Linked DNA regions of Homo sapiens: region 2 is linked to region 1. A link is a loop called in an ENCODE intact Hi-C map of the cell type or tissue named here. Cell type or tissue: sigmoid colon. All regions are shown on one strand. Links, peaks and the distances in the headings refer to the core of each region. The heading gives the core; the rest is flanking DNA. Region 1 has its middle 120 kb from the start of SEMA3A. Region 2 holds the start of SEMA3A (semaphorin 3A).

Evidence for each region. Peaks named below come from ENCODE experiments on the same cell type or tissue, not always from the same donor. Only the 100,000 strongest peaks of a DNase experiment are listed, where the experiment ranks them.
Region 2: a loop joins it to region 1, with 7 times the contacts of the local background. A loop is called at or near these places in 5 of 110 quality-filtered maps.

The regions. Positions count from the first base shown.
Region 1 is chr7:84,313,152-84,316,081 of GRCh38, forward strand. It overlaps a transcript of SEMA3A not described here. Among named protein-coding and RNA genes, the nearest start is that of SEMA3A, 120 kb to the left of the region's middle. In sigmoid colon, for the core only: no CTCF peak of the experiment used is centred there; no DNase peak of the experiment used is centred there; H3K4me3 peaks cover 2,500 bases.
Region 2 is chr7:84,193,486-84,196,415 of GRCh38, forward strand. SEMA3A (semaphorin 3A) reads right to left here and starts at 1,304. Exons shown (of 17, transcript NM_006080.3): 1 at 990-1,304. The coding sequence starts at 1,101. RefSeq lists an enhancer at 1,418-2,225. In sigmoid colon, for the core only: no CTCF peak of the experiment used is centred there; a DNase peak (open chromatin) is centred at 1,586; H3K4me3 peaks cover 2,500 bases; H3K27ac peaks cover 524 bases.

The sequences.
Region 1 (2,930 bases), core at 340-2,839:
ATAACATAGTGAAATTATTGGAAAGACTTAAAGCTGTCATTGATATTGCTAGAAAAGTTCCAAATTTAAAATATTTCCCTCTCTTTCTCTTCTCTCCATCCATCTCGCCTTCCATTTTTCTCTCATGAGAGGCTGGGAAGATGTATATATATGTATTATATACGTGTGTATATAATACATATATATATATGTATATGTGTGTGTGTATATATATATATATATATATATATATATATATATATATATATATATATAAACTATACGTGACTCCTGATAAGAGAGTCTTTCTTGGCTACAGTTATGAACCTTGATACAATCACTATTTTGGAACCTTCCTAATGTTTGCACTGTCTCCTATTCTAAAATTATTTGCAGTATAGTTTTATTATTCTTCTCTTTGAAATATTATGTATGAAATATTTCTCTTTAATCACACTATACACTTGACTCTAATTACATCATGCATTGGTATTTGTCATTACTTTTTGAGAATATCAGCTTGATGATTTTAAATACTTATTTTTTTCTGAAGTTCTGTTGTCATCCTAAGCGACAGAATCCAATTTTGAAAGTAAAACAGCTAAAATCATAGGAAGAGTAAAATTGTACTTCTATAAGCCCTCTCACGTAAGCTATTTGTTTTGTAATTCTGTGAAAACAAAAATATTGACTCATAGTTCTTTGGGAATAAATCAAGTTAATTACTTAGTTTCCTCCTCTGTGGTCTTAATCATTTTAACAATAGGCTTTCATTCTTTACATTATCTGATAAGAAACTGGTATTTTTTTCTTCTTCAGTTGGATGGCACCATATACAGTTTTACACTTAAAGTAATAGATAAAACTGTGCTCATTGAATGAGTTTATGATAGCAAGGTCTTGAAGTGTATGCCCAAATGTGACTTATGGTGAGTGAAAATGGATTATCATTTTACAAATATAATACTCAACATTTTTACCCTTTCTATGTGTGTATGATAGCTTCTCAAATTCATTCTAAAATTGGTCTATATCCTAGACATTTTAATAGTCTGATGTCTATAAAATCCTCTCAGAATTCAGTCAGTGAGTCTATCTAGTTTTGCAATTAGATAAAGACATAACATTTTAATTAAGGCAGAGATTGTCATAATCAATGATTTAGTTCTTTGGTAATATCAGAGACATAAACATTACAAACAGACATCCGTGCAATAGGATTACACTTGCCACACCACTGATTTTATACTTAGTCATATGACATGTAGTGTAATGGGACATGACTGCAAGTAACCTGTGCCACATCTGAGCAGAAGCTTTAAGATCCAGCTCATTGTTCTGCTCTTGCTCTTTTCTTTCTGCCATAAGACTAGTATGTCTCAGATTGGGGTTGGTTCTTCATTTTAGAATGATGGTGCAGAGCCAAAGCTGTCCATGATAGACATATAATGTGTGCAATATATAAACTTTGTTGTAATAAGCTATATAGATAGATGTTGAGATCATTTGTTACCATAGTACGACTTATTCTAGACTCACTGAACTATGCAATAGAAAGTGCACAGATGCAAAAGGCATATAGAAGATAGCATATCAGAGACAATAGTCACTTTTGCTCAATCAAGCAATGCTTGTTTTAGACAAGATTGATTTTATACTGTGTCTGCCTTAATACAGCAAGAATTTGAGGAAATTGCCAGCTAAGACTCGATTAGAAAGTCATTTTTTCAAGTAAAAGCTGGTTTTCTTTAAATATAAATGGGAGGAAAACAATGAAAAACTAATGAGGAAAGTAATTTGATTTGTTTTAATCTCATAATAAATCCAACATAGTACTATAAAATCATGAAGAATAAATAACACATTAACTGAAAATATTATCTGGAGAAGCTTTTGGTTTGCTACGAATAATTTTCTACTCACTGTTCTAGCTGGTGGAATGAGATCAACAAGTCAATCATTTCCAGAAGGGTAATTAACCTTACCAATATCAAACTCCAAAAGATTAAACATTGTATCAAGTAGAAATTTAAAGATTATAAATGTAATCAGTAAATTTGTCAGATCACTGAACAGGTATGATACGAAATAGCAGACGATTAGGCTGGAGAGGACATGAAATATTCTCCTCCAGATTTTTTTAACTCTTGAAAATCTTAGTTTCATTAATGACACTACAACTGCAGGCACAAACCCCATGAAGGAAAGACCACAATATATAAGAGTCTACACATTTTGTATTTCTTCTTGGATGATCGACACAATAACAATACGCAGGATTTTGAGCTCTATTTTTAAAATAGCAGGTATGATTATTAAGTCATATAATCATTGTATAGAAACAAATAAAAAATCATCTAGATGGTCTCTGGTTAAAAACAGACTTCAAATAGTTTATCTCTTTCTAAACTAATTATGTAAGAAATCTTTGGTGACTTAAATCTTTCTCAGATTTCATCCTCTCTTAAAAAAAAGATGAAACTGATAAATGCAATAAACTACATATTCTTGTCCTAAATAACTAAATCTAGCAAATGTTTCAGTAGACATATGGTTAAGAATTTCTGAGGAGGGGCAGCAAAAAAATTCTTCATAAAATTTTATGCAAAAACTTATTTCAATTACATTCAAATAGATTACTGTGATAACTAGGTTTTATATTAAGATGTTTTGATGCTATTTAATTTTAACTACAAATTCACTCGATAATCTGATTATTAATCTAAATATATGTATTGGATACAATTGTAGGGATTACTCTTTTTCACATTTTATGATTTTATGTACTTTTTGTATTACTAATATATATTTTTTCTTTTTAAAATTCTGTCTTTCTTCCTCTAATTTTATTTTCTTTTCTCTTTTGTTATTTAGAAAAAGAATGGGAGCAGTGGTGCACATCTGTAGTCCCAGCTACTCACGAAGTTGAGGCAGGAGGATTTCTGGTGCCC
Region 2 (2,930 bases), core at 145-2,644, 120 kb before region 1:
AATCAACACCTTAGGGAGTAAAACTACTTGAGTTAAAACAGTTTAATCTTCAACTCCATTTTAATAATACCTGAGTTATAGAAAGATTTACTGCCACTAAATGTATGTATATCATTTTGGGCTCTACTTTAGCATTACTTTACACATCATCTATCTATAAGACCTATCTAAGCAAATGTGGAACAAACATAAAAAATCCTCAATAAAAATAAGCACATACATTAAATTGTAACCAAATAAAGCACTAGTGATAAAGCTCTTTTTTCTCTCTTTAATTTATACTTTTCAAAAGAGAAGTTTACACAACTACCTATGCAAGCAGACAGTAATGTGTCTGCAGTTCTCACTGAAGTACATATAGAATTAAATAACATAATATTTCAAAGACTTTAGCTTTACACAATTAGCCAAATACAGTCTTTTGTACAATCATAAGGCACTGTGGAAAAACTAGTCTGTTCCATCCAGTTTATGTTCTCTTGGCAAACCATGATCTACTGCTTATGTTAAGCATCTGATTGTCAGATTTGAACAAACTGAATATTCATGATGACGATTAACCATTTCATGTCTAAAACTAAGAAAATGCAATTCATCATAGTAATTATAGGTAAGGCATGCACATCTACAAAGAGACCATTTTTGCATTTCTATTTTTAAGAAAATATTTTAATAGAATTAAAGTCGGAAAAATTAACAGGCATAAGATAGGATAATAAGATATACAGATCAGCGTGTACCAGGCATACAGCTCTTTTCAGCAAATGTGATTAAATGTTCTTTGTTTGCATTTAAGTTGTCATATATCAAACAGAAGACATGCTTTTTACAAAAAGCGTTTAAAGCATCTCAGAAAGATACACATAATCACGTCGGTTTACCAGGTTAAACTAAAGGTTTGATGATTTGGGGTTGGGAGGGAGTTCAAGGAATTAAGGGGGGGGGCGGTTATTACAAAGCTAACCAAATAAAAGAAAAATAAGATTTACCTTTGTAGGATAATTTCAGCCTTGGCACATTGTTCTTCCCATTCTGATAGTTTGCTCTTGCTGTAAGTAATACTCCCCAGAAAAGACAGACAATCCTAGTTAACCAGCCCATGCTGCAGACGCTGTAGGTCCCTTTGCTGCTTTAGTCTTCCTTCCTGTATTGTGCGGCCAGAGAAGTTCAAACAATCTGGAAACTGGAGGTAACAGGTGATTTAGGTCAGTTTCATTCATAAATGCAGACAATCAAGACCTCATGGCAACACTAACACCTCTTCTTCTGTAACAGTCACTGAAGCACAGAAACTTCAAACCCTCCAAAAAGAAAAAAAAAAAAAAAAATTCCGAGCCAGGCACCGGATAATGAGGCACAACTGTTGTGTGGAAAGAAAAAAAAAAAAAATTAACAAGGTCTGCTGCAGTGGTGCTTAAGAAGCAGTTCCTTTTATCTAAGCTCCTCTGATAGCCGGTGGCAGTCTCTAATCCTGCTCCCTGCTTCATTCGGCTCCGGGGAAGCAGAATGAAAGGGAAACAGAGAGAGAGAGAGAGAGAAAGAGAGAGAGAGAGAGAGAGAGAGAGAGAAACCGTGAGCAGCGCGGACTTTTCCTGTACGCATGTAGAGGGAGATGACACAAGATCCCACAGACAGGTTTCCCCAACACTCACTAGACTGGCTGACAATGGGAGAACAGGCGAGCTCAACCTACTCCCCTTCCCTCCTGTCACACAACACATGCAAAAAACATCTCGTAGAGATTAGAGCCGGGAGCAGAACCCTCAGGCGTGCCTGTGAAAGGCATGTAGCTATAAATTTACTTCCCAAGGCAAGCGTTGTTTTATAGCCATTTTTGGGTGCAATTTTGATTTTAAAAATCTGAATTCTGCTACCTACAAAATTTACAATTCATGCTCATTATACAATCCTGCTGAACTTGTGCATTGTATGTGTGCGTGTGTGTGTGTGTGTGTGTGTGTGTGTCTATATATCCTCATCAATACAACTTTAACCACTGAAGGTTTTAAAGCCTTGTTAGAGATCATTCCCTCCTCCCAACAAACCCCCTGGGCTCAACCACCCCCTTCCTCTGTCCCACTGCAATTTCAGGGAAGAAATTCCTACTAAAGCCCATTCCAACAATCAGTTCAAGACAAATATAGGTCCTTTGAGAATTATAAATTACAACGGGGGATTCTCAAAAGGATACTCAGAATTTAAAAACGTCTATGGTTTTCCAGCTTCTGGAATGCTCTGGCTAACATTTTCAATGCATCACATCTCATTAATTAAAGACACTTCCCTAGTTTTGGTTTAAAGGGCAGCGGAAGATGACAAAGTTCACAAAAGTCCCTGCTGAGTGTCAAGGAGTAACATGAAAAGAATATCTCTGTGTCTTCATGAGCTGCTGAAGGGTTACTAAATTTTCTGTGGGACGTATAGGCATGTATTCAGGCAGTCATATGAACACCATTAGTTCCTTCTGAAACAAGTAGTTGGCTGTGGCCTCTCAATTTTCTCTCTTATTTTTCATTCAGTTTTCCTCAAAGCTGATATTTTTACAAGAATCTTTAGGGGATGTATAAAAAAGTTAACAGGACAGAACTTTCTCTCCTTTATTCCCCAAATGATTCTGCCCTACCCCCTCCTACCACCACTCCCCACCCCCCACCTCCAGAACAGCACTTGGAATCCAGAGACTCAACTTCAATAGTAGGGAAACTTCTTGGCTGAAGGGAGAGAGTGAGTCTCACAATTAAAAACATAAACACCTACTGAAAGTGGCTTAGTATTCTTAAGAAAATGATCTAAGCATTGTCACTACAGCTTTCATTACTTAATGTCCACAGACCAATAGAGAAAGCACAGCGCTCGCTCGCTCTGCTTTCTCTCTCTCTCTCTCTCTCTCTCTCTCTGTCTCTCCCTCTCTGCCGTTGGATGTGTGGCTT